Linked DNA regions of Mus musculus: all the other regions are linked to region 6. Evidence: chromatin loops called from intact Hi-C (ENCODE). Cell type or tissue: heart. All regions are shown on one strand. Region 1 overlaps Grb10 (growth factor receptor bound protein 10). Region 2 holds the start of Gm51937 (a long non-coding RNA gene). Region 3 overlaps Ddc (dopa decarboxylase). Region 4 holds the start of LOC102631979 (a long non-coding RNA gene). Region 5 overlaps Ddc (dopa decarboxylase). Region 6 holds the start of Grb10 (growth factor receptor bound protein 10). Region 7 overlaps Grb10 (growth factor receptor bound protein 10).

Region 1 (4,000 bases), 62 kb after region 6:
CACCTTAAAGAACTGGAAAGAGACTTAGTAATGTCCAGGTGCTTCCTTGAGCACTGTGAGAGGATACTATAAAATCCAAGGAAGGACACTTTCCTATGGGACACTTATTGAACACTGGGTGCCAGTTCTTTAGCTTTAATGAATGGAATCATTGAGTAAAATAAGTAGCTTTCCTTATTTATTTTAAATGGAATTATTTACAGATCCCTAAAACATAGTTTTAAAAATAAATCTCATAGGAATCAAAGTACAAATCAATTAATCATTTTGTTACTGTTTTGTTGTTGTTGTTGTTGTTGTTGTTGTTGTTGTTGTTAGAAGGTGGGTGATTTAAACAACCACTTCCTGCCACTATCCTGAGTAGTGACCAAGCATTACTTTTATACTGAAGATTCGTTTTTCTGAGGAAGAGGATCCCATGCTAACTGTAACTCACTTAAGAAACAGACAGCATTTCTGTGCCCCTGTAGCAAGCCAGTGCTCTCAGTACCTGGAGAGGCTAAGACTCCTTTGCCTCAGGGTTTTTCCTGTTCTTGTTTTGTCTCCTAACTTGAGGATTTCCTTCATTACCTTAAATTGATTTTCTCAAGGATTCCCTGTGACATTTCTCCCTGGCTGCACTGGTATCAGCACTGTTCACCTGAGGCCATTCTGAAGTCTGACTTGCATGAGTCCAGACCTATGATAGCCATCATGAGCAACATCCATGCCTGTCTTGCCTCAATCTCCTCAGATGAGGCATGTTTGAGAGGGGAATGCTGGGCAAGTTGAGAAAAAAAATAGGGAAGTGGCTCTAAATTGGGGATAAAGAGACTCTTAGGGTTTTGCTCCACACAAGGATCAAGTGCACAGGGGCTAGGATCAAGAACCCAGAACAAGTGGGCCCTGGGTGGTGAGTGAGCAGCTCTGAGAGAGGAAGGTAACATAAGGCTAGAGCAGGGTTCTGTCTTTGAAGTCTGAGCATGGAACATTGCTTAATTCTAGCAGAGGCCTGCCTAAATAAAGCAATAAGACTGGGACCTTAATTGCCCATGTTTGAAGGTATCTTAAAGTCTTAAGTTTAAAATTGCTTTTTTATTGTTTTTTTTTTAATGTAGGAACTGTTAGAGCCATGTGTGGTTGTACATGCCTATATTCCAAAGACTTGGAAACTGAAATAGATAGCCAGAGCATGTCTCAAAAAAACAAAGCAAAAGTAGTCATATTGGTGTGTAGCCATTACCCAGGTCTAGCCACAGAACTCTTCTCCAGGTGCAACTCTAAACCCATAAATGCCAGCCCTTATCCTCTCCCCCTAGACTCTGGCCACCTCAAACCCTCCCTTCTCTTTCTTTCTAGATATGTGTAGTCTTTTTCATTTGTACACATATATTTCAAGATCCCTAAAAGCTATAGATGCTTGTGTTTCAAGTACAAAATGGTGTTGGGTTTGCTTATAAAATAGGAACACTTTATATATGTTACTACTTGATTATTTATAACACCTAATTCTATAGAACTATAGGCTATAGGCTATACTGCATTGCTTTAGAAGGATGGCAAAAATCATCTGCAGATATTTAATGTACGTGTATAGATTTTTCCCCCAAATGTTTTTGCTCTGTGGTTACTTGAATCCATGGACATATGAAATCTTAAAGGAAACTAATAGTACCTTCATTTATTTTTTTAACATCTTTCACTTAGTTATTAAATATGCTTAATAATAAAATATTAGTGAATTAGTGCTTCCCTTTGTAACATTTCTCACATGTTTAATTGATTGATTTCTGCCCCCTCAGATTGGAGTGTGAACAATGACAGTTGTTCAATACCAACAACTGTTTTTTATAGTGAAGTATTGTTCCCTAGGTCATTGTTTTTAGCTTCAAGTGTACTTTAAAAGAGTGTTGATAATCATTTCTGTCTTTAAGCCTTTTTACCAATTGCCACAAAATGACCAATCAGAAAACAAACAAAGTAGCATATATACTGATTTGTAACTGAGTTTTTAAAAGACTTTACAAAAACAGAAGGTGCTTAAAGAAGAAGATCCTCTTATTAGGATGACAAAAGGTAACATGTTCAGTTAACAAAGTGCTGTCACCAATTCTGGTCACACACTTAATCAGAAAGACCAAATACGTGCTGTGTGTCTGTATCTGACTCAAGTCCAGGAAAACGGCAGCAAAAACATGGTCCAAAATTAAGTACCAGAAATTTCTCAGGTAGACATGCTTTTTAATTCTTCCTTCCCTGTCATTAAGTCACATAGACACACAAGCTTGCCTATAGCTCTTCATTTCCCAAGAGATGTACAGCCAGGGCAAACAAGGAAGGTGGTGAGTGTTCCTGGGGGGCGTGGAGGGGGGCTTACTGTGAAGATTGGGCCACCACAATGGATACATCACATGCATAATGCAAATGTCTTTAAGACAAAATAATGTAGCGAAGAAAACCCAGAACCACCGTTAAGCTCCAGTTCACGTAGAAAAGACACTAGATGGTGCTATGAACCAAGAAGTGTGTTATTTGCTAAGGTACTAAGGTACGCACGCCCGCATGCCCGGGCGGGGAGAGCCTCCTCTGCTTGTACCTCTCCCCTCTCCGTACCCTTTCCAGATCAGCACACCTCACTTGACTTGGGGGAGATATTTGCCAGTCATGGCTTATGAGCCAAATAAGAATTTATTTAACTAAATTTATATGTATTTCCAATATTTCCAAACAGAACTAGCCTTGAGTTTGTTAATGACAGTGAAGCAAGAAGAGATGTGAATTTTAGATCAGATGACCTCAAATATTTGGGGCAAAGTCCATGCCCAGTTGCAACTTGGCTCTTTATGGAAGGGAGACAGCTACTAAGAGTTTTATTTGGCAGCCATGTTTGTTCAGGAAACACATTCTTACAAATTCATTGGAGGTGAAATTGCCTTTATGAAGCCATTTTTCTTTTCTTTCCTAGCATTCTTTCTGAAGAGGTACCCTTGTGGAACTTGTTTCATCAGAGCATATCAGTCTGTCTCCTTCTTCCACTTCTGTTCACTGGAAGAAAGCCTTTTCCAAATGGTTTATGATAGCTCTGCTCAGGTTCACGGGAGTACAAAACAGTTTAGCAGTTAGCCACACGGGTAGAAAAGACACACAAGGTCCTCACTGAGAAAAATATAAGCTTGTAGAACATTTACAAGAACTGAAAGTGAGGCTGGTAAGATAGGTCAGCGGGGAAAGACACCTCCAAGCTTGACAACCTGAGTTTAATCCCAGACCCACATTGTAATTAGAAGGAGAAAATCAACCTAGACGTTGTCCTCTATCCAGCACCCAACTGCTGTGATTCATGCCTTGCCATAAGTAAATATTATAATTTTCTAAAAAAAAATCTAATATAATTTTATTATATCTAACTCCAGTACTTAAAAAATAAAATTAGTGTAGACCCTTAAGAATCAGCTGTTTAAACATAATTTAGAAGATTTCATTTTTAGTCTACATTTGAATTTTAGGAACTTCAAGTAAAGTCTTATCAGTAATTGTAAAAAAAAAAAAAATCCGAACATATAACTTAGTAATTGTCCTCATAGGACATATTAAAGTTGGTTTTTGAGTAAACCATTGTAGAACTTTGAGGCTTTACTTTCATTTTGACAGCTCTGAAAAGCTTAAAGATTTGGAGGATCTGAGCATAGCAGCTATATTTGATTAGTGAAGACCGTAACCTGGTAATTGGATGTTCTCAGATTAGCCTGGTATCCTTTCAAAGACCACCCAGTACAGTATATTCAGATGAAGAAATTACCCACTCCAGAGGAGAGGACAGCAATCTGAACGTGTTGTCTCTTCTAGAATCTACCTGCTTTATATGAATAATATTTGAATAGTATCAGAATTGCTTTGGCTTTGGCTTTACTACAGAGAACCAACCCAGGAATTTACCTGTTCCCCAAAAAAGAAATAGGACAGGAGACACCAGGGACTGCCACCAGGGGTCGGCACAGCCAAAGACTACAGCAAGCCCAGG
Region 2 (4,000 bases), 200 kb after region 6:
TTGTTGCAGAGGACCTGAGTTTGGTTTCCAGCAGCTACTCCCATAACTGCAACTCTAGGACACTGGATGCCTCTGTCCCGTGCACTCCTGCACTCCATACATGTACCTAGACTGTGTCCCCATACACATAATTTTTAAAAAATGAAAATTAACTTAATAAATACAGTACCTCAGGATAGGGGCTGAGGACATTCCAGTCATGCAGCCTGACTTTTGAAGCACTCCTGAGGCAGACAGCTATTTTCCAGTTTGCTACAAATCCTGGGTAGAGCTGTGCATCATAGGTTAGACTTGTACATATAAAGCCATAGAAAAATATTTATGAGTAAAATAAAATTGCTATGCATTCCAGTCAGACAATAATTTAAAACGTCAACCTGTAATCCTCTACGATCTGGCTCAATGAGTTGCTCACGTTCTTCTCATATACCTGAGTAAGATGGGCAGTCACAGTGGCCAATATTCCACAGAAAGTCACCAATGCGTTCTAAATGTCCCGTGGACTCTTCTGAAAATTGCAAAGTGTATCCTGTAACCCCAAACGAAACTCTGTCATGAGAAGTAACAATCAAAGCAGTTAGCCAAGACTCTACTCTCCCCAGAGCTACAGAGCATAAAACAGTGCATACTTAACAAACTTAACACAGATGGGCCCTGTGGTCCATCTTTCCAGACGTGGGCAGAATTCTACTGTTGGGCTATCCACAGGCTAGGAAGCTCTTCCACCTGGCCACTAGCAGATTCATGTCCCGAAGAACCCCAAGAGGCCTCCTGTAGAACAAGTGTGTCCAAGGGGGGGAGATGCTAAGTTTGCGGAGTCAGTGCTTTAGCCAGACAAGAATTGCTTTCTTCTTGGAAGAAGAGGTTTCCCGAGGCTTCACTTTATAAGGGAGGCTGGATCAGCAAGCAGGCTTCACCCTTCCAGACTGGGATGGCTATGCGCCCTTGGGCAGGTCAGGTATCCTCCATCTATCATAAAGTAGATTTACCAGTGATGACTCCTTTGTGCGGTTAGCCTTAGGAGTGGCTGCGTTAATCACACTTAAAGGGTTTAAGAAGAGTGTGGTGCACAGGAAACTGAGCACGCATTAGATGCTTTCATTATTTTTCACCAGGGCTTATAGAAAGTCCCCCTAAACCTCTTTCTGCTTGCATGTCAGGCTTGCCGATCAATTTTCTAATTACTGTTTTGAATTCACATAAGACTGTAATAACAGAAAAGCGACTGTCAAAGGTATGGAATACAAATTGTCCCATCTTTGAAGAGAATAATCCCCCTTCTTGCTGGTGAGCCAGCAGCATTGTGGTTTCTATGTCCACCACAATCACTCACTCTCTTACGCAGTCAGTAGTCCCTTACTGAGTATTTCATACATGCTAAACTGGAATCCATCCTTGGAGGTAGAAAGAGGTAAAAAAGATCACTAAGTACTGGGGTTTGTGTTAACTCGTGGGAAGCTCTGATCCTATGACTGTAATGCCAAACCCCTCACTAGTTTTGTGGATGTTTGGGTCTCGGAAATGATTGATGGTGTGTGACGTTTCTAAACCAAACTCCAACATCCAGTGTGCTCCAAAATTTGAAACTTCCCAAGCCCTGAGACCATGCCAAAGTGGTAAATTCCATCCCATGAAGCTTTGTCTCGTACATAGAAATTTAAAAAACACTTAGTAAAATAACCTCCAAGCTGCGTCTTGGGACACTTACATTTCATGCTTAGGTTTGGGTCCTGTGGCTAATACTTTACCCTGTATGTGTAAATACTTTTAAACTTAAAGAAGCATTTCAGATAAGGGACAAGAAACCCATTTGACCTTCAGCATAGTGGAGGCAAGAAGGGCCACACTTCGCCTATGCCTTTCCTGTAGTCCGGCCTAGGCTCTAAGTTTGTGAGTTCAGATATCCGGTTTAAGATTTCCTGATCTACCAGTGCTCATCTTCGGCCTGAACTGACAACTCAAAAGTTTCACCTTTCACAGAGGGGTGCTGGACAGTCAGACCACCAGGGCGATGGGCACCGCAGCCAGATCCTATCAACAGCAGACACCATTCACAGCACTCACAGGGACAAGGACTCGCTGCAATTTTTCCTCCATTAGTGGTACAGCTCTTCCTTGCCTGGCTGAGGGCTCGGCTGCTCCGTGGTCAGATAAGCGGCCGCAATATCCTGCTGTGGCCCGACCCTTGCAGATAAGGGCCGTCCTCTCTGTCAGCGCGAGGAAAATATCACTGTACGGTAATGAAAGAAGTTTAAACAGATCAGCCCCAGTGGAGGGAACTAATAAAATCCCCAGCAAACAATGCTCCGCTTTAACCTTTTGTTTCCTTTTATCAACAAATGAAACTTGCTGTAATTTCCTGTCTCCTTCTCAAAATTACTTTTTTTGAAACCTGGGAGGAAATGAATCGGCACCTCCAGCTTGGGTCCATATGGAAGTTTGCTTCGGCTGACTCCCGTGTCTATCACTGACACCAATCGGACCCCTTAGGGCTTTGCTACCTCCTCAGTGAGGGTCCCTGGAATTAAATAAAGAGGAGCACCCGCAAAGCCTTGGGAAGTTTGAAAAATGTCCCGTTAGGAAATCGGGGTAGACTGAGCCTTGTTTCTATCTAAATTAAGCTCTGAGGCCAAATCCCCGACACTCAGATGGACCGGTTTGCCTCTCAACAAAACCCCGGGGCCTGCATTTGGAAAATGGCAGAAAGCAGCCTTTGTGAAGCTCTTGGATTTGCGAGTGCACAGCTGAGACCCAGGAGCCTTCTAGCTGTTGTTGGCAGTTGAAATCTATTTTCTCCTTGAAAGCATGGTCAGCAAAGCTGCAGTTGTTATCTGTGACCCTCCAGCCAAGAAACTAGCAACTGTTCACTATACTTAGACCTCATCTTTAAAATTGAGGAGGAAAACCCTTAGGTTCATGGAAAGTATGATCTGGTGTCATGCTGGCCAAAGAACCTTTAGTTAAATTGAAAAAAAAGAGGTGGGGGGGACTTCTAATTACCTTAGATTAGTTATGAGATTTTTTTTTTCCTCTTTCCTGTCATCATGATGACATGTATATCCTGGGAAATTTGATGGTTCAGGACAAACTATTTGTGGGCCCAATGCTCATATTCTGGACATGGTAGTTATAAACTGAATATTCTGGATTTCCAGTGCTTTGAACTCTCACGTGAGGAATCTTGCGTGATCTTAGAGCCTGGGACCTAAAACGTGAGTTCTTAGAATACACAAGGTCTTACTTTCTCCCTAAAGAGCTATGAGTAAATTGTCTTGTTTTGCCGTTTTTTAAATTTTTTTATTTTATTTATTTTTTTATTCCTTTACAGTTTGCAGATTCCTTTAACTTTAATCCCCACAAGTGGCTTTTGGTGAACTTTGACTGCTCTGCCATGTGGTAAGTTTCTCTGTTGTTCTGGTCACCTGTGGTGGCCCCTGAATATGTGTCGGCAGAGAGGGAGGCCTGCCTGCCAGAGCACATCCAGGGCCCCCTGAGAATGGAGGTAGTGGTTACTTAGCCTACCGTTTGCCTCCATTTCAGAGTGCTGCTGGAATTCTTGCTCAACCTCCCTCTGCCTGTAAACTTTTATCTCGAGTGTATTGTTGCGACAGATTAGCTTGAGGGACGAGCAGGTGGAGACAGGCGACCTGCCATTTGACTTATCTCTCATGAGCAGACAACAAATCCCAGGAAATTTCAGTTCTTATATTTAATTCTCTTGCTTCTGTGTATTTATTCTTAGATTTATCATCAGTCTCTTGGTCTAACTCTCACTTAAACAATCTTAATGCTTAAGAGTACTTGCTGAGAATAAAGTACCGCATCTTTAAAATTCTCTGGAGATTCTTAGAAACAATGCAGTAATCACTTTGGCTACACTAAGTAAGAAAATTAAGTTTTAAAATCAAGTGGCAGAGTACCACATAATGACACCTTAAGACACAATGGCTGGGACCAATGCAGGGACAAATGAAACTTGTTTCTTAAATTAAAAAAAAAA
Region 3 (4,000 bases), 190 kb after region 6:
TTTTTTAAAAGAAAATAAATTACTGTAAGCCAGAAAATGTTGATGCATGTCTTTAATCCCAGCACTTGAAAAGCAGAGGCAGGCGGATTTCTGAGTTTGAGGTCAGCCTGGTCTACAGAGTGAGTCCCAGGACAGTCAGAGTTGTGTTTCAAAAGAAACAAAGGAAAGATAGACAGGCATAATTTATTGTGCTGTGCTATGCAGTGTGACATTTTCAGTGAGGGTAAACACCAGTTAGAATGCCATGTGTTACTTCTGAGATGTGTACAAGCAAAACAAAGCTTTCCCAATGACTGCCTTGTGGAATGATAAATTTCTCAGACATGCCCATCAGTAAGGAGCACATAGCTGTTCATATTGATTTAGCAAATCAATGCTTTCAAGCTAAACTTCTACAAAGAACACTCAGTTTCAGATAATTTCCTGGGCCTCATGCTTGCCTCCTTCCTCCCTAGATGAGGACATTTTGTCTTTCTCATCGAGACTAGAATTCTGTTTTAGCTGCAAAATGAAGAAATGCCTGTGTTTCCAAAGTTTCACCTTTGATGCGAGCTCTGGGAACTCAGCAGGCCTTGGAACTGTTTCTAAGGCACCAAGGATATATCAGCCCATGAAACTCACCCTTCTCTGTTCCTCAGGGATGTAAAGGCTCGGGTGGAGCTGTCCCTAGCAAGCTCTCTGACCTCAGCCCTTCGACTTGTGCCAGACATCACGCCACCTGCTTGGCATTTGGCTTCATTGTCACTTCGTGTGGGCCAAGCACGTTTCCCACCTCTCCTAACCCCTGATTTACTTGTGGTCTCTTCTTCGGAAAGACTTCTTCTCCCTTGGGTCATTGTTCCCTGGCCAGCAGGAGACAATGGTGGATGTGGGGGCTGGCCATGACCTTAAGCGGCAGGGAAGCTTAGAGCTTACAGCTGCATGTCTTAAATTCTGACCTTCATTTTCCCCTATCAAAAAATTGGAAAGAAAAACGGTTCTCATAATGGTAAAACAGTATTTCCTTCACAGTGCAGCTCAGGGGAGTTCTTGCAGACAATAGGCTGTAGGAAAGGCATGTACTGCGTGTAGTACATGCTTGTACTGCCAGGACCGTGAGGCTAATCACCAACCGTGAGAAGTGGGGTGGACACAGCCTTGCCATTCACTCAGGATTTGGCTCCACCTGTTATGAGCTATGGCACAGCTGTGATTATTACTGGCTAACGGCAGCCACACACAGCAGGCTGAGAACACACTGAACTAGCTGGCCATCCGCAGTATGGCTGTACTGTGGGCCTCGTTAGCTGCAGACCTTCACAAGCTCAGCCAAGCAAGTCGAAGTCCTCTGACTCAGATGTCAGGCCAAGGACTGAATGTCCTGGCCAACAGCCGGCTGATGTCATTCCCCAGGGCTATCAGATTTAAAGCACCGAAGTCTTCTGCCAGATAGAGACTACACGGCTGCTATCCCTGAACTCAATCTGGCTCCCCACAGGAGCAGGAAGATGACAGCCAGCAGGTGGCCCCTGCCATTAATGCTCACAGTGCTGGATGAGCACAGCTCAGGCTGCCCTGCTGTCCTGCAGCTCCCTCTGGCAGGCGGTTCGGGTGCTGTGGGCAGAGCCCGATATGCACTTTGCAGTTTGAGTTCAAACCCAGGGATTGCTCTTAGGACAGTGTTGGGGGTGCTAACAGGCCAACACCTACCCCTTTCATGCATGGCCAGTGTTCATCAGGGCAATAATACTAACTGGTGGTAGCGTCTTATAGTTAAGCCTTTGTAACCCACCGTCTCTAAGCCAATGCCTTTTGTTTGCTGGGGGTGGAAGGCGATCAGCGTTTATTAAAGAGAGAATAAGTTATAGCAGATGGATAGGTGGCAGCCTTAGGTACACACATGGGGACACTGAGGAAGGGGAATAGGTATACTATGGCCTGCCACAGCTTCATCCCAAGGGACAGAGGGGCTTGCAAGGAGGTTGTACGCCATGGTTACCCTGGCCTGACTTCTGCATAATGAGGCATCCTTTTAGAAAATAGATTGTAGTAGCAACAGGAGGCCAATGGCTTTAGAAGCAAAAGGTGGTGGGTGTGGCCTCAGTGGTAATGTGCCTGACATATGTAACTCCCTATATCTGGCTGTTGTGTGTTCATGCTACATCCACATAACTCCTACATGTGTATGTGTGCTGGAGAGCCTGGATGATGGGGCTGGTCTTAGCCAAGCATGTAAGATGCAGAACACAGAGGCATTGTCAGTACTGTCTCCCTTCCCCTTAGGACCAGGAGAAGCCCATACAGAAGCTTCTAAGGAGCATTTGTGAGTTCTTTCTTGTTGGAGTTTGGAGTTGATCCAAGTTGCAGACTTCTCAAGGCGGTCCTTGCGACTGAGTACCCTTGTTTAGACACTAGCTACAACCTGAGGACTCTTCAAACTCCTTTAGACCCCATAAGCTGCTAAAGACTCTAAAACTTACTGAGAACTGTCTCACAGGGATGGTTGAAGATTAGAGATTAAAATCAGCCAAGGAGACACACAGGACAGTCTTGAAGTGTGAGCACACACAGCTTCTGGTGAACTCTGAGGAGTCACAAGGGCATGAAACACTCTAGCCGTATATAATATATAACTATATGCTCTGAGTAACGACATTCCCCTAGAAGGCAAGGCTCTCTAACCTTTTGCTGCTTGTTTTTGTGTAGACTTGGTCCTACTCAGACCCTCCTGGAAGCCCAACTAGAACCTTTAGAGATCAACTCCCCCAGAAGTGAAAATTGCCTGGTGTCTCCATCACTAATCATAGTATCAGACTGTCTGGGGCCAAAGCTCCAGGAAAAAAGAGGTCTATAGGTCATCTCTCAAGAGCAGAGGTTAGATTTTGCACGTAAACTTGATTCATCGTATAGAATATTTTCCTACCTACTGAACCAGGTTTATGGGTGACACATTCTAGAGTGGCTTTAGCTGTTCCCCACTTAGTTGTTGAGACTCAGAGTGAAATGTCTTTCATCTAGGTGCTAAGAAACAAGCTCTGAGATACCTAGGGGTGCAGCCAAGTGGCCTGTTTTCTTTTCAAAAATCATGCCCTTCTCTCAAGGATGGAGGATATGGGATAAGCAACAGAAGGGTGTGAGAGAAAAAAGAAGCCTAAATAGCCTTCTAGACCCTAGTTTCCCATGCCAAGGTATGAGGGTTTCTTGTGGTTGACCCACGAAAACTCTCCATCTTGTTTTGTCTCACCCCTTCATCTGATATCCTGAACGGAACATAAACAACGGCATCTAAGGAGCTATGTTAGAGGACTTCAGCCGAAAAAGCAAATTCTATAAATAGAGGTCTATGTGGAACCCAAGCAGCACCCATGGAAAACATGACATCATCTTGTTTCAGTCCATTTGGGATGCTCCACACAACACCACAGACCCCAGAGTGTGTAAATAACAGGAGTTCACTATTTAAACGTCTTGTGTGTAGAAAGGCAGGAGTAGGGCACTAGTTGATTTGTTGCCTGGCTAATGGGTAGCACTTTCTATGTATAATCACATGGTAGAGGATACGAGCAATCTCTCCGGTGTCTCAGGATTCCACCATGATGATCTGGTCACTTCCCAAAGCCAATGGATCCAAAGGATTTAACAGACATTCAAATTACAGTGTGTCTTGTCTTACAAAGGAGTATAAAGCTCTGCCAGTCTCATGGTTAATCTGAGTGATGGCTGTGATGACCATCCATCACTCATATCCTGTTGCTCCTTGGGGAGAGTCTTGTGTTATCCTAAGGCTGTGTCTCTTGCTGCATCCCACTGTGGGGCAGGGGAGGGCGTGTGAGCACTTGGTGAGTCTGACACCTTCACCCTTGCTTCAGATGACTTGGGTTTCTTGTTGTATCTTAGATTTTGATGGTGTTCTGGCAGAGTGGTATCCACAAAGTTTATGATTCATTTGACCTTGACTTACCAAGAGGTTTAATTTGAAGAATAATTGAACCAAAGCTTTGGAATGTTTCTTACATCCTTT
Region 4 (4,000 bases), 72 kb after region 6:
TCATTCCTTGAGAGAGCTGGTATCTTAAAAGTCAGAGCATATGTTGCATAGTAGCCACCTTTTAAAGTGTTAGCGAACACTCGGGATTAATGGCCAATCCCCAAAATATTCTCATCTTAGAGAACAGAAACTGAACTCTTTAATAGCAGCTCCCCCCTCTCTTTCCTCTGCCCCTGCCATTCTACGTTCTGAATTCAACTGTTTTGTATGCCCTGTACAATGGAGTCTGCCAGTGTGTGTCCTTCTGCTACTGGATTTATAGCATAGGTCAGAATTCCCTTCCCTTATTGTCTGGATAATTTTCTTTTTAAGGCTACATGATATTTCATCACCCATTCACGGTTGGACAATTAGGCTGCTTCCTGATTTGGGCCACTGTGAATAAGGCTGTCATGAACATGGTTGTACCAGCATCCACAGAAACCCAGCATTTCCTTCTCTGGGGCGTAGACCCAGCAGGTGTGTGCTAGGATGGCAAACTAGTTTTTGACTCCTTCCTTATAGGCGCCTTCAGGAGGAAGACCAGCAGTTAAGAACTGCATCTCTTCCGGCCATCCCCAACCCATTTCCGGAGCTCACTGGTGCGGCCCCTGGGAGCCCTCCTTCGGTTGCTCCTAGCTCCTTACCTCCTCCTCCGAGCCAGCCACCTGCCAAGCATGTAAGTGGTCCCTGACTACAACACAATGATGCATTTCTTTGTGGAAAAAGGACAGAAGTTCTAAGATAGCCTCTTTGGGTTGATACTGAACTTTTTTTTCATGAGTTCTTTTAATGTGTTGGCCAAAATTCAATTTACTAAGTTAGGAATGTATCAGGGTAATTTTGCAAAAAAAAAAAAACAAACAAACAAACAAACAAACAAAACAAAAACAAAAAACAAAACATTAACTATGCACTTATGTATCATTTATTTATTTATTTATTTATTTATTCCTGAGGACAACATGTGTGCTATGATGCATATATATAATTAAAGAACAGCTGGGCATGGTGGCACACGCCTTTAATCCCAGCACTTGGGAGGCAGAGGCAGGTGAATTTCTGAGTTCGAGGCCAGCCTGGTCTACAGAGTGAGTTCCAGGGCAGCCAGGGCTACACAGAGAAACCATGTCTCGAAAAACAAAACAAAAAAAAAATTAAAGAACAATTTTCATAAGTCAGTTCTCTTTACACCATACGGGTCCTGGAGGATTGAACTCAGGTCCTCGGGCTTGTCACCCAAGTGTCTTTAGCCTCTCACCAGACTGAGGAATGCATCACTGTGTTCAAAGAATCTTTTGATTGTTTTGTTGTTGTTGTTGTTATTTATTGTTGTTCTTGCTGCTGCTGTTGTTTTTTAATTAATGATTTGATGTTTAAGGATGATTTTAGCTCTTTTAAAGAAGTTGTGTGACCAGGTCATCCGGGTCAATCAGCCTTTCTGCTATGGCACACCGCTGGGCCTTCCTGTGCAGGCACTCTTCAGTATGGGATACAATCAGAGCTTCCATCTTGAGGTCTTGACTTCAAATGCAGCCTGCTCAAGGCCAAAGAATGGCCACTTGACTCAGGAGATAATAACTGCCCTTTTAAAACTTGTTTCTCATTTGAAGTGGTACTATGAAGTAGAGAGCTAGTCACTGCCCCCATGTGAGAAACTCCCCAGTGACAGCCATTCAGCTTATCAGAGACATGAGCAGGGGAATCGTGGCATCTCAAACTCCCTTTAGCAGTGAGCTAGGAACAAGATGGCCCAGGGCTCAGCAGCATACCACACCCTGCCTGCTGCAGGGAGTAGAACATAGACAGTGACTTTACATGGAGGCTCTGCTCTGTGCAGCGCATGGGCTGCTGTGGTGCTCACTCACTTACTGCTGTAAGTCAGTACAGATGTCAGTCACCTACAGTAAAGTGAGGCTGGTGTCAGCATACAGTTGTGTCTGACCTAGTGTTTCGGCCTAGAGTCCTCACAGGCTTCCTGCTACCTTAGCTGCCTCTTTAAAACTTGCAATTTAGAAGATTCTGTGTTTTCCCACTAGACCCATTTTTTTCCACTTGCCCACCTCTGCTGTTCTCTAACACGGCGGAGCCAGCCAGTCCCATTCTCTGCAGTCTAGTGGCATACAGCACCAGGCTCTCCAGCAGTAGGCTTTTTTCTAATACTCTGCTGGCTTTGGAACACTGCTCCCCATGAGTGCCTCTCGAGCCGCCCGAATTACAGCACTGTCAGACTTAGAAGGTGAGGTCAGTGTCCCTTGTCTCGGAGCCAGCACTGTCCTGGCTTCTGCACAGGGTCACATGCTGAAGTGCATCTGGGCTGTCTACCTCCCTGGTGACCTTCTGCCTTGAGTAAGGATCCTGATGATCGTGCATGGTTTGTCCCCGAGGTTGTTTACAAGTTTCCTGTCCTGAAGTAGACCACAAAAGTACTGTCTGGCCCTCGCCTTGGCTAGCAAGAAAATGAGCCTCCTCCCCACCGATTGTCCAAATTTGTAAGAATAAGGAAACCCGGGAATTTTGCCTGCTCGTGTTTTTCTTGGGATCAGAGTTGGCTCTTCATGAGAACAGTGCACTGGCGTGTTTGTCGTCAGATTCCTCAAGCCAACTGGGACCAGTGAGAGCAGGGAAGGTGTTTCTCACTTGTGGAAGGCTGCTGTTCTTTGTGGCTGTTTTTAGTTTTATTGTGTATTTATTCTTTGATAACATCATACATGTAAATTATATATTCTGATCAATATCTATTTATTTAGTGGGGGGCACACATGCAGTACAGTGAGTATGGACATCAAAGGGCAATTAATTAAGGACTCAGTTCTCTTCTCTCATATAGATCCATGGCTCAAATCAGAGTAGTACCCAGGTGCTCAGATATGCAGAGCCATCTCACCAGCCTTTTTGGTTTTGTTCTGATCCACTGAGTTTTACTGAGGGTCAAGGTTATTTACCAAGCATGAGCAACTTATTAATGGCTACACCACTGAAGAAAGTCATCCCGTACAGGGGCTATGCCGATAGTGTAAAGTGAGCTAAATCCCGCTTGCTACCATCCAACAAACACTGCCCTGAGTACAGTTTGTCTGGAGGTCTGTGTACTCAGCAGCCTGGTGGGACAGCCTTAATTGGGAAGGGTGTGAGGGACCCCATTTCACTGAGGACTGACATAGTTACACATGACAATGGCACTAAAATGGCTACCGGTTGTATGCATTTCCAAGTTGTCTCAGCCACTGTCAGGATATATTTAGCTGCAGAAAACCAAACCTGGCTGGCTTCCTTCATGAGGACACTTAACTTTCATGGAGTAGGATATCTGGGGCAGAAAGCAGAAGCTGCCCTGACCTTGTTCCCTGTTGTGGAACTTAGACACTATCTCTGTAGGCAGAGCAAGTGTGACCAAAGTTGGGCCTGTCATTAAACACAACCTTTCCACCTCAGTAGGCGAACCAGGGGCTTGAACACATGCAGTGGTGACAAGGGAAACTGAGGTCCTATCTGGAGTATGCTGACACACCAGACATAGCACCAGACATAGCCATTGCTGACTTGTACTGTTCAAGGGCAGAGCTTCTAAGACATTGGGGGGATCAAGGGAACTCGGGAGAGGAGGTCTGATTCATGCTAGGTAGTGCTATAGGAGAGGAGGTCTGATTCATGCTAGGTAGTGCTATAGGAGAGGAGGTCTGATTCATGCTAGGTAGTGCTGTAGATGGGACCTTTTCTGAATTCATAACAAGCTCAGCAATGGCAGACCACACATTGACTCCTTAGAGCATGTTTTTCCCTTTGCTATTTAAACACAATTACTCTCATAATTTTTTGTGCCCCATCATTAATGGTGCATAAATACTGCCTCAACTCCAAACAGTTCTTTTCTCTTTGCTTCATTTTAAACATTAATTTTCTGGAACTGAATTGATGGCCTTAAGCAGGATTCTACTTCTGCGCTTACTGATGACCTCCGGGGTCTGCCTAGGCTTAACCTGCTCTTCTGTGAATGCACTGCCACTCGAGACCTCTGTAT
Region 5 (4,000 bases), 220 kb after region 6:
TTATTGCATTTCCAACCATCATCCATCACCATCAAGAAGAATGTGAGGAGCCAGTGTGAACAGCCTGTCAGATGACCGTCTGGAAAAGCTAGGAGAAGCAGAGGCAGGCTTCTTTGGTAAAAGGGTATTAGGGGTCACTCCCCAGAGGTCAGTGAGACAAAGGCGCTGATACTGTTTCAGAGTGCAGCTTCAGTGCATCCAGGCAGAGAAAGGCAGACACACAAGGAGTTCAGCACCCTCTCTCTGCCTGGATGACCTCCTGCCCCCTCGGAAGCTGCCTAGGGCAGGACCACATCATTCCTATTTCTTCCTGGAGTGCCTCCTCTGGGGTGTACTCAGCAGACATTTGTGCGTTGAAAATGGTAAACTTCAGTGCCTCTCGTTCAGTGTTTCTTCTGTCCTCATCTCCACAGGATGTGAAGGCAGCTTCTCCCTCTCTTCTCCCCAGCTCACACAACAAGTTGTACGCCTTCCCGGCTGGGAAACGGCCATTCTATAGGAAACTGGCTGCTTCCAGAAGAAACCGGCTGACTGGGAAGCTGAAAAGGAGCCTGGCTGTTTGCACTGTTCTCACTGACGGGTTCTTTATATTTTATTTCAGCACTGGCAGATCCCACTGGGGCGACGATTTCGCTCTTTGAAAATGTGGTTTGTTTTTAGAATGTACGGAGTCAAGGGGCTGCAGGCTTACATCCGAAAGGTGACTGCCTTCTTTGTTTATCTAATGTTCTAACGGTCGGTCGTAGGAAACTCAGAAACGAATTCAGGTGTCTTTGTAAGCAAACACCATCATGCATTGCCTAACAACAGGGATAAGCTCTGAAAAGTACATCATGAGGCCCTTTCATAAACATGAGGGCATCAGAATTTTCATATACAAGCAGAGACAGACAATTTCCTAGAAGGGACAGGCCTTTGGGGACAGAGGAATGGATGTGATAAGTTATTCTCCCCCAGTGAAACGAGTCAATTCAAACCAGGTTTGAATAAAGGCAGGTTTCTTGGGAAGCAGCTCTGGGGCGAGTTCACTGGTCCCAAGGAACGAGGCGCCACGAGGAGCGAGACAGAGGGGAGGGGGAAGAGAAAGCGAGAAAGAGCATGCGCGTTCAGGGAGAGAGAATGCAGAGAGGGGGGAGTGAGGGGGAGCGAGAGGCCAAAATGTCTGGATTACATAGGAAAGAGCTTCTGGGGGAGGGGAGGGGAGGGGAGGGGAGGGGAGGCCCAGCCCGGGGCTGGAAAGTTCAGGCTGGAAAGAGAGTGAGAGCAGCCATGATCTGCTGTTGTCTGAAAGAGCGTTTTTTTTTTTTTTTTTTTTTTTTTTTTCCTTAAGCACAGCGTTGGAATCAGGCAGTAGTTTGGGCCTTTACGATTAAGGCACTCACAAACTGGTTCTATGTATCTTCTAAGACACTTTCATTAGAATATAGGTTATCAGCTCCAGGAAGTTAATTAAAAGCAGTGTGTAAATTTAATGTTTTCCACGTATCCATCCAGCAGTAATTTTGACGGAGCAATACTAGTAATGAGAGCATAATGTTTTTCTCCCCCACTACCGCCAAACAAAATGAAATAAAACAAGCAAGCAAACGAACAACAGCAGCAACAACAACCCAAACCTCCCAAACTAAGAAAACCTTTGAGTTGGTTGGGATAGATACCATCTAGTCCTTTTGTCTCAAGGAGGCTTTCTGGGCAGTATGGAACTTCGGTTCCAATAAGCCACCCAGTCACTATGATGTGCCTTAAAGTAGCTTGAGGAGCCGCTTATTATTCTAAGTCCTACTACCCTACTTTTTTTGTTTGTTTGTTTGTTTCCAGGCTAAGCCCTGAGTATGAGCCAGGACATGTCTACCCATTTAGTCAGATGCAGAGGGCCCAGTGACTTCAGCTGAGTCCTTTCTAAGCCACAACATCATCTTGATGAGGCAAGCATGCCTGTGGTTTCCAGCCTGTGGTGGTGACAGCTTTCCCCTTAAGTCCCACTGCATTACCAGATGTGCAGCTAAAGGCAGGGGCTGAGTGTCTCGGGCCCTCTTCTATGACAGGATGCAGAAAAGCAGTTGTTAGAAGAGTACCCGTGTCTCTTCTAAACTGGCATCTGTCCAGGTCACAAAACTGTTGTAAGGAAATGTATGCAAACATTGAGCAGTGTAAGAAGCTACACAGGGGAAAGAACTAGAAACCTAGAGTGTGTGTAGATTTCTAGATAGTCCCTGATCCAATTGCAAACGGGATAAGGAGGGTGAGTCAACTTGTGTGTAATAAGAAAGAAACCCCAAGTGGTTTATCAGTCAAAGGTGGTGATGACTCTCAGTTCAGGACAGCTCACTGCGATTAGCTTGTGCCAGGTTAAAGACACACCACACCTCTTTCTGGAAAGGCCCCAATCCAGCCTTCACAGGAGACCATAGGAATGGTCAAAGATGGCGTTCCTAGGCTTGAGCTAATTGAAGAGCATTTTAGTCCTGAATCTTTGGTGCCCTCTGGTGGGAAGACTTGAGACAATTGCTTCTGTGGCATCTATGACCAAACAAGCTGTGTGTGCTTCAGCTCCTCTAAAGGATGGGCCTTGTGGAAGGTAGTGCTGGATGCCAGGAGGCTCCAATTAGCTAAGTGTGCCCTTGGAGAGTGAGCAAATGTTCATATGTGGTTTTAATCAGTTTTTGAATTCTTTAAACATCTAGAGATTAAATAAGTTGGTGTATTCAATGCGATCACATAGCGTTTTCTTTTTCCTTTTAATTATTTTATTATTTTGGAGCTAGGGTCTCAGTATGTAGCCTTGGTTGGCCTGGGGCTCAGTATGTCGATCAGGTTGGCCTCAGGCTCAGTATGTCGATCAGGTTGGCCTGGGGCTCAGTATGTCGATCAGGTTGGCCTCAGGCTCATAGAATCTTCCAGGTGCTGTGATTACAGGCACACACCATCACACCAGAGGGGACACAGCTCTTGAATGTGGCAGGTTAGGGTGATTCCTGTCTGTAAGTTGGAATCAGGCTGGGATCACTATCCCATTTACTGCAGAAGTGATACCCCAGTGTACACATCAGATGCAGCTGATGTGAATCTCAGCTGAGCCCAGGTATGACTGAGGCCTACGCTATGACACTTGTTCTTGCAGGGTCTCAGTTTCCTATCTACAAATTAATAAAGCTATCATGAGGAGGTCAAGGTGGCCTTTTTTTCTTTTAGAATCTTCAACTACTTCTTTATAATGTTTATTATAAAATTATAAACGGAAGGGGGTTAAAACATAGATCCATGGACAGAAGAAAATGAGGTTTTTTTTTTTTTTTTTTTTTTTTGAGGAAGCTGGAATCCTTGTGGTATAGGGCAGATGAGTTTCTTCTCAACCTATGTGGGAAATGCTGGTGAGGATGCAGGACATTGCTCAGCGCATGTGAATGACTAATAGATGTGCAGCCCTATAAGGTACTGGGTGGCCAGGGTTAGGCTAAAGTTGTGATGAGAAAGACAGCAAGTTTCCCTTCCCTTTTTCCAGCACGTGGAGCTGTCTCATGAGTTTGAGTCACTGGTACGCCAGGACCCTCGCTTTGAAATTTGCACAGAAGTCATTCTTGGGTTGGTCTGCTTCCGGCTAAAGGTATGTTATGCCAGTGTCAGCCATCTTTGTTTTTGTTGAACACAATAAAGTATTATTCAGGACATCCACAAGCAAAGTTGTGTACCAGTTGCCAAGGGCTACAGAACATGACCTGTGGTGCTAAGCAGGCCGCGCTGGCTGGCTGACTGGCCCAGTAGACTCTCCTCCATGGACTTGCTGCCCAGTTTCCTCTGATGTGATTGGATGCTTTCCTCTTGACCCAATGCCAAGAGTCCATCCAATACCTCTGGAACTGTAATCCTCTGCTGAGTTGCCTGTGGCCTCAGTAACCAGGTCACCTGTGGACACACAACATCAGCACATCTGGGAACCGGGTTGATAAACAAACCCCACTGTCCTAGTCATCTGGCTATATATACCTCCACAAGATTCCTG
Region 6 (4,000 bases):
ACACTAGCAAAAGGTAAATAGTTACCAGTGACACTATTCCTACAATTAGTAGGGAGACATGTTAATCAACTCATTACTAATTTAAAATTAGAGTCCATCAGATTCTCTACTTTCGGCTGAATGAGCCTCCTGAAGCTCACACTTGGATAATGGAATTCCTCACTACCAGGGAATCCCGTTTCCTGCCTTAACACCCAAGTCTAGTTCATATATTACTCCTTTGGGAAGTTTGTGAGCTACAAAGCCATCCTGTCTTGCCCAGGAGGCTGGGTTCTCCAGGCTCATTTATACACTGCTACCCTTACAATGTGTGAGTCTGTAATACCTCTGCTGGGGAATGTGTGGGCAGGGGGCGCTGGGAGTCTGGATATGAGATGGAAGTAGTGTAATCTGCTCACAGAACTGGCCAGGGCCTCCCTCGACACTGGAGCTAACTGTAACCCTAAGGCTACAGCAAGAATAAGGCAAAAACCTTTGTTCAGAACGCTGCTATATGGGTCTACAGGGATCCAGGAAATTTGGGGGTGAAGGCCTGTCCAGGGCTTTGACATCAAGAAAATACTTGACATTTATCTCCATACCATTCTAGTTAGTAGTAATGCCTGAGAAACACAGATTAAACTTTCCACCTAGATCACTGGACTGGTCTTGTAAGAAAAAGCAATGCTCTAAATTATCAGATAAACTGAGGGGGAAAAAAAGTTTAAACCTAGATTAAATACACGTTTTGTACCAATATAAATCTGTGGATTTGAAAGGTATGTGGTTGTTATATAAGAAAACATCTCCATGTTTGGAAAGGCAACATCAATATGTAGAGGGCTGAAGGGTCCACACTGTTTGGAACTTACCAACAAATCGATTCAGGGGGGAAAAGTATTGCGAAAGTATGTAGAAACTTTCAAACCTCTGTAAAAGTTCCCTGACCCGACAGGCTTTGTGTCCGGTGCAGTATGGATCGTTGGTGAGACCCTGCAGGAAAACTGTAAAGTTTGAAGCCAATCAACTTGGGAAAAGTTAGCCCAGTTTTCTCTGCTTCGGTTCGCTTTTGAGTCCTTTGTCTACAAAAGACTTCTTGTGTTCCTTTCCCCGGGAATCTAAGACTTATTCACATCCTTTTCTCTGGATTTTCACCTTGTAGGTTTCTGAGTCTTGGACCAACGGCCAGAAATAAGAGTGAGTGTTCAGTTATAGGAAAGGAAAAACTTTTCATTGATTACATCAATCTGAGGTCGGAAAAACCACTGTTAAAAGCAAGAGGTACCGAGCCGTGCTCAAAAAGAGCGTCGGACAATGCACACAGCACAGCTTTCAAATCTTTGCCTTGCTGTGAGCCCACTCCCAGCTTCTCGACTTTCTAGAAGTTACTTTTAAGAAGTTACTTTTTAGGCTCAGTCTCTCTACTTTCTACAGTTGTTCTAGGAACAAACCTCAGAGGCCTGAGTGAGGGAGAAGAAGGAGAATTCACAAATGTTTCACACCACGTGTCTTCTCAACTACGGTGATTTACGGTCAGGGCTGCTTTTACAAAGCCGAAACTCAAGAAAAAGGTGTAATTATTGGTAGCCTATCTGTACTAGAAAAGCGACACAACATTAAGAATTATTTCGAAGGGGCCGATCAAATTAGCCCGTTGCCTTTTCGTGGGTCACTTTAGAAACCGGGCACGGCCCGTCTGGGCTTTACTTTCACGAGGGCCCCACTTCAGAGGTAAAGGACACGAGGCTTGCTCGGCTGCCTCAAGAAAACAATGAAGGGCCTCTCAGGCTTCCCTCCTTCGGCTACTCACACGCAGCTGGCGAAACTGAGGCTGAGAAAGGTGAGGCTCGGACCCGACCCGCCGTGAGCAAGCCCGAGTTTCCTTGTCCGGGCCCGGGGCTGCCCACGACGGTGTCGGGCGGCCGCAGCCCAGGAAGAGTTTGAACTGTGCGGTTGGGGAGTACTTTCTGAGTTTCGAACAATTCCCTTCCGAATGGCCCTCGGGACAGGTCCGGTCGGTCTTCCGCCGGCGCGGCCGCGCACCGGGGCGGTGGCGTGGCGCCGGGGGTCCCGCGCGCTGCAAGCATGGTGGGCGCGCTCCCGCCCGGGCGGGAGAGCATCGTGCCACGCCAACCCCGCGAGCCCGCGCCCCCCGCGCCACGCCCTGCGCCCAGGCCGCGGCTCCTCCCGCGCTGGCGGCCGCCGAGCGGTCCGGGCGGCGGCGGGAGGAGGAGCAGGAAAAGCGGCCGGGGGAGGAGGAGGCGGAGGCGGCGGCGGAGGCGGGGAGGGCGGGCGGGGCCCGGAGAGTTTAAAGCCCATCGAGGGGGTGGGGTGCGGGGAGGCGGCAGGAAGGGAAGGGCGCTGCGACCAGTGGCGGGCGGGATTCGCGTTCCGAGACCCACGGGAGCACGAAGTTTCCGCGCACCGTCTCACGCACGGCGACTGGGACCGTCCAGTGTCCGGCTTTGCCTTCGGTTTTTCTCCGTTGTGACTCGTGCAACGTGTGGCCAGCGGCCACGCGGAGGCGACGAGGAGCTGCACGTCAGGTAGGAGTTGGGCGGGGAGCCGCGGCAAGTTACTTTTGTGGTCCGCGCCTCGCGGGGCCCGGCGGCCGGGCGGCTCCCCGCGCCGTCATTGTCTGCGCTCGGGGCCGCCCGCGATCGGGACGCGGGGCCCCGCGAGGCGCGGCGGGCGGAAGGGCGTCGCCTTGGGGGGTCTGGGGGGCTGCGGCGCCCCGGGCCCCCGGCGGGGCGGCACGGGATGGCGGGACGGGGCGGCGGGCGCGCGGCTGCGGCGCCCCGCAACGCTCTCCCCTGCGCTCCAGCCCACGGGGGGAGGCGCGGGGCCCCGAGCGGCACATTCTTGAGCCGTCTTGTCCGACGGCGACGGCTCGGGGGGCTCGGGCGGGGGCTGCGGTCACGGCCGCGCTTTCAGGGGCCACCGCCCTGGAGGAGGGTGGGCGCCCGGGGGTCACCGGAGAAGCGGGTGCTCCCGCTGCGCCCCGGGCCTCGGCGCGCGCGCCAGGCGGACCGGGCAGCGGTGCCAGACACTCCCAAGTCCCAAGCGAGCGCGGCCCGGACCGCGGCCCGAGGTTCCGTACCCCCCCACACACACTCCCCAACCCCCACCCCTTTCTTTCTTCGGGTCTGTTAGTGGCCCCGCTACCCGTCGCTGGGGCCTAACACCAAGTTTGAGGGCTCACGAACTAGCAGCCCGCCAGCGGTGGAAACGTGATAAGAGCGGTACCGTTTGCAGAAGGAAATTTCTGATGCAACTCTCTGCCTTTGCTGATTGCCTCTCCAAACGCCTGCCTGGCGAGGGCCTGCGGCATGTGCGTTATGGAAATTAGGGTATTCTTCACTTTGGAAAAAAAAATGTATTTGTCTTTTCTTGGCGTTGGAAGAAACCCCGCGAACTTCTTTTCATTTGCTTTGACCGAAAAGTAGGAGAGCCACAGGTGATTTTTACAAGGCTCTAGTCCTTTAGGATGTTTTTGAAAAACTCTTTTTTTGTAACTGTTTCATTCAAGAGATGCAAAGAATAAGTCCAAAACAAGTAGCATTAGTGAGTAAATATGTGTTATTGCACAACTTTCCCTTTGCGGCTGTTTAAAAGGCCAGGCCCAGAAGACTTTGTTTCAGAAAATGCTGATTCAGCCATTTGGAGCCCCTGAGTTTCAGAAATGGTGCTCAATTTAACGTTTCGCCCTGCTTTACCAGAACTCCAGTCATTAAAATTCCCCCCCCCACCCCCCGCACCCCTGCGGGCACACACTAAGGCTAATATTTTAGTGAGGTTCCTATTTTACAGAAGTGGACCTCGAGTTCTGGATTTCTGCAGCTGAGGGAATTGTGTAAGGCAAAGGATGAAGGAGTCTGAGAGTATTTCACCAAGAGTGCTGCGGTCAAATGTGCTCCCAGGAATGAGTCTTGCCTACCAAATTTTGATCTTAAAAAAAAAATCAAAACTTTAAGATTAGTGAACATACTTTTTTTGAGTTTTACTGGGAACCTTTGAAAGA
Region 7 (4,000 bases), 55 kb after region 6:
GACCATATATGGAAAGTTGCAGTAAATTTTAAGCAATCCATTTCACGCAAGCCTCGTTCTTTGACCTAGTGTGATTAAATCAAATGTCAAAACAAAACACGTAACATGTTTGTAGAAACTTTAAAACAAACTCTTATTTCACTCATGGCCTACACAGGAAATCATGCTGGAAATGCTAGTCGTTTAGAATGGAATGGGCACGAGTGCATGGCAGCGAGAAAGTGTGTCTGCACGCTGCTCAAGGCTGTGTACAACCTAACCTCCGTGTTCCACAAAGGAGGATTACTGAAACTAGAAGAACGTATATAATAATAAGTCTGAGAAGTTCCAAAGAAAGCAATTACAAAAGTTAAAATAGGAACTCATTGAAACAAAAATAGATCAGTAGACAACAATGGAAGCAAAGCTAGTCTTTTGTGTTAATAAATAAACAGTTATATCACGGTACGCAGGCCTGTATGGAAGCAAACCATATCAGTAGAGGCTGGGGTTTTAGAAAGAGGAAAATCTTGAGCAGTGAATGTGAAAGTACAGATAAATGATTGCAACAGTCTAAAAGCATAGCTGCTCTCGAAATAGACAAATCTTTGTGTATATGTGATGCTGAGTATTGAACCCCTAGGGCCCCAGGCATACTAGCAAGTGCTCTACCAGTGAGCTGAAACCTAACGCCAGAAACAAAACATCTTAAATAGCTCTGGAGGAACGGGAATCGGTGATCAAGACTCCTTCCTTCAATAACACGTACAGAGTTTGCAGATGACTATTACAAAATTTTGAAGGAACACATATGACCTGTCTATGCAGACTGTTTCAGAGAGAGATAGGCACAAAAACACTCCTACTGGAAGCGTATTGATAAGTATGTGTGAAATAGTACTAGAAGTCAAAATTATAGGCCTGTTTCATATTTTAACACTTTTTAAAATCTAAATAACTCACTAGTTGATCAAATTCCTCCCTCATGATGAGAGCGAACAGTGCATGTAGCATGCATGCTATTATTCTCTTCTGTTAAAAAACAAACAAACTTTAGCTCTTGTAAATAGAAAAGACATTGTCACGTAGAAAAGGTAGCAAAGAGCCTGGACAGGCGATCTGCAGAAGCATCAAGCATGCTGTCTTCCTTTCGGATTCTGAACACTCATCTCACACTAAAACTAAGGAAACCAACTGAGTGGAAATCAAGGAAGCCGATGCTCTGAGGGAGGTTTCAGGGAATACAAGGGCACAGTCCCTCTTTCAAGTGTGTCCAAGTGCAATGTTCATCTTCCCTCTTGGCACACACACAGCACTTGAGAGTGTGGTGAGCAGTCCTGGGATGTACAGCTCTCTGGCCGTGCAGTACAGAGGCCGTTCCCTTCCTGGGAGAAAGTGGATCTGTTTGTCTCCAGGCAATCACGAAGCCCCACAGTAGCCTTCGGGGTGCCTTCCTAGGGCTTTCCCCAAACCACCATCCTCTTGTCCCCATAGCCAGAACCAAATTCAGTGTATAAGGTTCTCGGGCTATTTGGCTGACTAGGACTAGGACACTATGTTATTCCTTCTTGCTTCCTTAATTTCTGATATTGACTTTAGGATTAAAAATATGTGGGACCCAGAGTTGCCAGTTCCTTACAAGGGACCTAATGTATAGAATAAAAGATTAGCTGTGCCTTTCCTTGACCTCTTACTTCTCTCTGGCAAAGAGGATTTGTCGTTCCTGTTTGGTTATCTCATTCCTAACATAAGCTGCTTATTTTTATGTGGCAGTTGCTAAAAACACTCCATGTATTTCTTAGCTGCACCAACAGAAAGGGCTACATTTTACTTCAAAATTGGCTCATTTTCTAATACTTAAAACTACTTAACAATTTTTAAGAAAAACCTCTTTCTTATAGAAAAATATATAAAATTAAATTTTATCATTCTAGCCATCTCAAGTATATAATTCAGTGCTGCTCTTTTTATTCACAGTGTTGTACAACCATCATCAATATCTATTTCTAAAACTTTCTTAGCACTCCAGCAGAAACTCTGAGCCAATTAAACAATAAATCCTCCTACCTCTTATAGCCTCTAGCCCATGTGCTGTCTTTCTGAATTTTAAAGTTAGTCTATGTTCACTTATAGCCTCGTATCTTTTATTACTAAATAATATTCTGGCATGTTTACCTCCATTCATCTGTAGATAGATGATTATTCAGTTAGCTTGTGAGTGTTTAAATCTCTAGATTTCAAGTCTCATGGGCATATACTTAAGGGTTGCCAGAATTTTCCTCACTTCTTTCCTAATGCCTAACACCTTTGTTAGAGTCAGGATGTTAAAACCGTGAGTGAATCATCTCTAGTTCTTTTCGCACCAAATCACTAGTGTCTACATTCCTTCTGCATTATGGAAAATTAAATAGTTCTTGCCATACCAGATAATGACACTTGTACATCATGGTGATTGTTCTGGTATCAGATAACATGAGGAATTATAAACTCTTAGATTTGTCATGACTTCTTTGCTGTCATCTACATTGACCTCTCTGTTCTAAAAAATAAGTTCTCAAAGCTAGTAAGAACGTATGATTCATGGTTTAGTTCATCGAATCCATCTCGCAGTCCTATGAAGTAGAAGTGTTACTAGGGCCATATTTATAGGGAGGAAACAGGCCAGAGTTAGGAGCAATGTCCAGACCCCACCATTTTGTGAGTGCCAGAGTTAGACTTGAACCCAGGCTGGTTGGCTCCATTCTCTGAACCGTCTGTCCCTTTGTTCTTTCTGGTCTCCATATTAGAACTTGTTCCTTATCTGAATCCACTACTGCTTTCCTTCATTTTTGATTTTTGAGATTTTTATGTGGCTCACAGTAAGATTTTGACCATGGGCTTCTTCCGAGCAGCAGAGAAGATGTCTCCCATCCCTGCTGTCACCTCTACACAGTAGTAAACAGTGGTCTCCCATTAATTGTGCCTCTTCCTTCCTACTTTTAAGATCATTTATCTTCATAAGGAAGATTGGGACAAACAGGCATTGAGGAGTTTGCATTCTCTGTCTTTGGCTAGTGTCAAGCAAGCAGCCGAACTCTTGCTCCTGGTCCTTATTTAGAGCAAAACTGATAAAAAACATTGTCATCTGTTGCCATTTCTCAAGTCTTAGCTGTTCTGGGCCTTGTCTGCGCTGCTCTGCCAGGTCACTCCACTCTTTTGTCCCTTTGAGCAGATGATTGGGCTCCATTAATGTTTCGTGTCTCCTTCAACTGTCAGGATACTCAAAGTTTAGTAGAGGGCTTGAGCCAAGCAACTCTTCCTGTTTCCCTGGCAGGTTTACTTTTCATTCTGATTGCTTGCTGGGAAGTTCTTCTGTGACTTCTACTCATGAATCCCTTCTTCCTCTATGATACAAGTATCTGTTGCTTACCAAGACCATGTGAGGAACAGGGATGCAGCAGTGAGCCTCACACTATTCTAACTTACCAATCATATAATGTGGACCATTTTGTCCAATAAAGTCCCTTTCAAGTGGAGCAGGGAACAATTTAGAAATAAGTAATTCTTTCATTTAATTATGATCAATGATAAGACAGTCTCTTCAAATCTCTTCTAAACTAGAGGCCATTCAGAATTACTGTCTTGAGAAACACTAGAGGAGAGCCTCAGATCACTTCTTTTAGAATAGATAATGTTTACTCCACAGTGAAGACTTTCTCTAAGACACTGATGCATGCTGGTCTGCAGTGAGTCTTCACAGAGAAGACATTTCAGTGGAGTTAAGCACTGTTAGCAGAGATAACCAATCAATAGCTATTAGAATCTAGCATCTGCTAACTACCTCATTTTCTGCTTTACCACTTAGCACACATGTGGCTGGCCACTTTGACTCTAGATTCAACTTTTATTTTATACTAGAAGTCTCTGGTTTAATAATTCTACAAGATGAAGTTAGAGCACGGGTCCTTAACTCATCTATCTTTTTGGCTATCTTTTTAAATAGTATACTTTCATGCCTAATAACTGGAATTTGGTTGCACAA

The links. Hi-C counts contacts between places; a loop is a spot of excess contacts. Peaks named below come from ENCODE experiments on the same cell type or tissue, not always from the same donor. Only the 100,000 strongest peaks of a DNase experiment are listed, where the experiment ranks them.
Region 1: it touches region 6 in a loop (2.5-fold over the local background); 4 of 42 quality-filtered maps call a loop at or near these places.
Region 2: it touches region 6 in a loop (3-fold over the local background); 8 of 42 quality-filtered maps call a loop at or near these places.
Region 3: a loop joins it to region 6, with 2.9 times the contacts of the local background. A loop is called at or near these places in 2 of 42 quality-filtered maps.
Region 4: a loop joins it to region 6, with 12 times the contacts of the local background. A loop is called at or near these places in 2 of 42 quality-filtered maps.
Region 5: a loop joins it to region 6, with 4 times the contacts of the local background. A loop is called at or near these places in 13 of 42 quality-filtered maps.
Region 7: a loop joins it to region 6, with 2.2 times the contacts of the local background. A loop is called at or near these places in 6 of 42 quality-filtered maps.

Annotation. Positions count from the first base shown.
Region 1 is chr11:11,973,577-11,977,576 of GRCm38, reverse strand. All of the region lies in intron 2 of Grb10 (growth factor receptor bound protein 10), which reads left to right. Among named protein-coding and RNA genes, the nearest start is that of Grb10, 62 kb to the left of the region's middle. In heart, CTCF peaks have their summits at 2,483 (motif pointing right) and 3,986 (motif pointing right); no DNase peak of the experiment used is centred here.
Region 2 is chr11:11,835,138-11,839,137 of GRCm38, reverse strand. It overlaps Ddc (dopa decarboxylase), which reads left to right. Exons shown (of 15, transcript NM_001190448.1): 9 at 3,329-3,396. Gm51937 (a long non-coding RNA gene) reads right to left here and starts at 2,784. Exons shown (of 2, transcript XR_003949848.1): 1 at 2,065-2,784; 2 at 1-969. In heart, no CTCF peak of the experiment used is centred here; a DNase peak (open chromatin) is centred at 2,177; H3K4me3 peaks cover 919 bases; H3K27ac peaks cover 4,000 bases.
Region 3 is chr11:11,841,985-11,845,984 of GRCm38, reverse strand. The region is part of intron 7 of Ddc (dopa decarboxylase); the gene reads left to right. It overlaps Gm51937 (a long non-coding RNA gene), which reads right to left. Exons shown (of 2, transcript XR_003949848.1): 2 at 170-4,000. Among named protein-coding and RNA genes, the nearest start is that of Gm51937, 7.6 kb to the right of the region's middle. In heart, a CTCF peak has its summit at 1,544 (motif pointing right); DNase peaks (open chromatin) are centred at 774 and 1,364; H3K27ac peaks cover 4,000 bases.
Region 4 is chr11:11,964,190-11,968,189 of GRCm38, reverse strand. Grb10 (growth factor receptor bound protein 10) reads left to right here. Exons shown (of 17, transcript NM_010345.4): 4 at 505-658. LOC102631979 (a long non-coding RNA gene) reads left to right here and starts at 665. Exons shown (of 2, transcript XR_381046.3): 1 at 665-3,637; 2 at 3,674-4,000. In heart, no CTCF peak of the experiment used is centred here; DNase peaks (open chromatin) are centred at 1,799, 2,289 and 3,239; H3K27ac peaks cover 3,609 bases.
Region 5 is chr11:11,818,895-11,822,894 of GRCm38, reverse strand. Ddc (dopa decarboxylase) reads left to right here. Exons shown (of 15, transcript NM_001190448.1): 12 at 602-700; 13 at 3,503-3,604. Among named protein-coding and RNA genes, the nearest start is that of Fignl1, 12 kb to the right of the region's middle. In heart, no CTCF peak of the experiment used is centred here; DNase peaks (open chromatin) are centred at 1,954 and 2,384; H3K4me3 peaks cover 1,067 bases; H3K27ac peaks cover 3,753 bases.
Region 6 is chr11:12,035,717-12,039,716 of GRCm38, reverse strand. Grb10 (growth factor receptor bound protein 10) reads left to right here and starts at 2,297. Exons shown (of 17, transcript NM_010345.4): 1 at 2,297-2,525. In heart, CTCF peaks have their summits at 323 and 2,471; DNase peaks (open chromatin) are centred at 2,376 and 3,016; H3K4me3 peaks cover 3,226 bases; H3K27ac peaks cover 3,900 bases; H3K27me3 peaks cover 2,527 bases.
Region 7 is chr11:11,980,815-11,984,814 of GRCm38, reverse strand. All of the region lies in intron 2 of Grb10 (growth factor receptor bound protein 10), which reads left to right. Among named protein-coding and RNA genes, the nearest start is that of Grb10, 55 kb to the left of the region's middle. In heart, no CTCF peak of the experiment used is centred here; no DNase peak of the experiment used is centred here.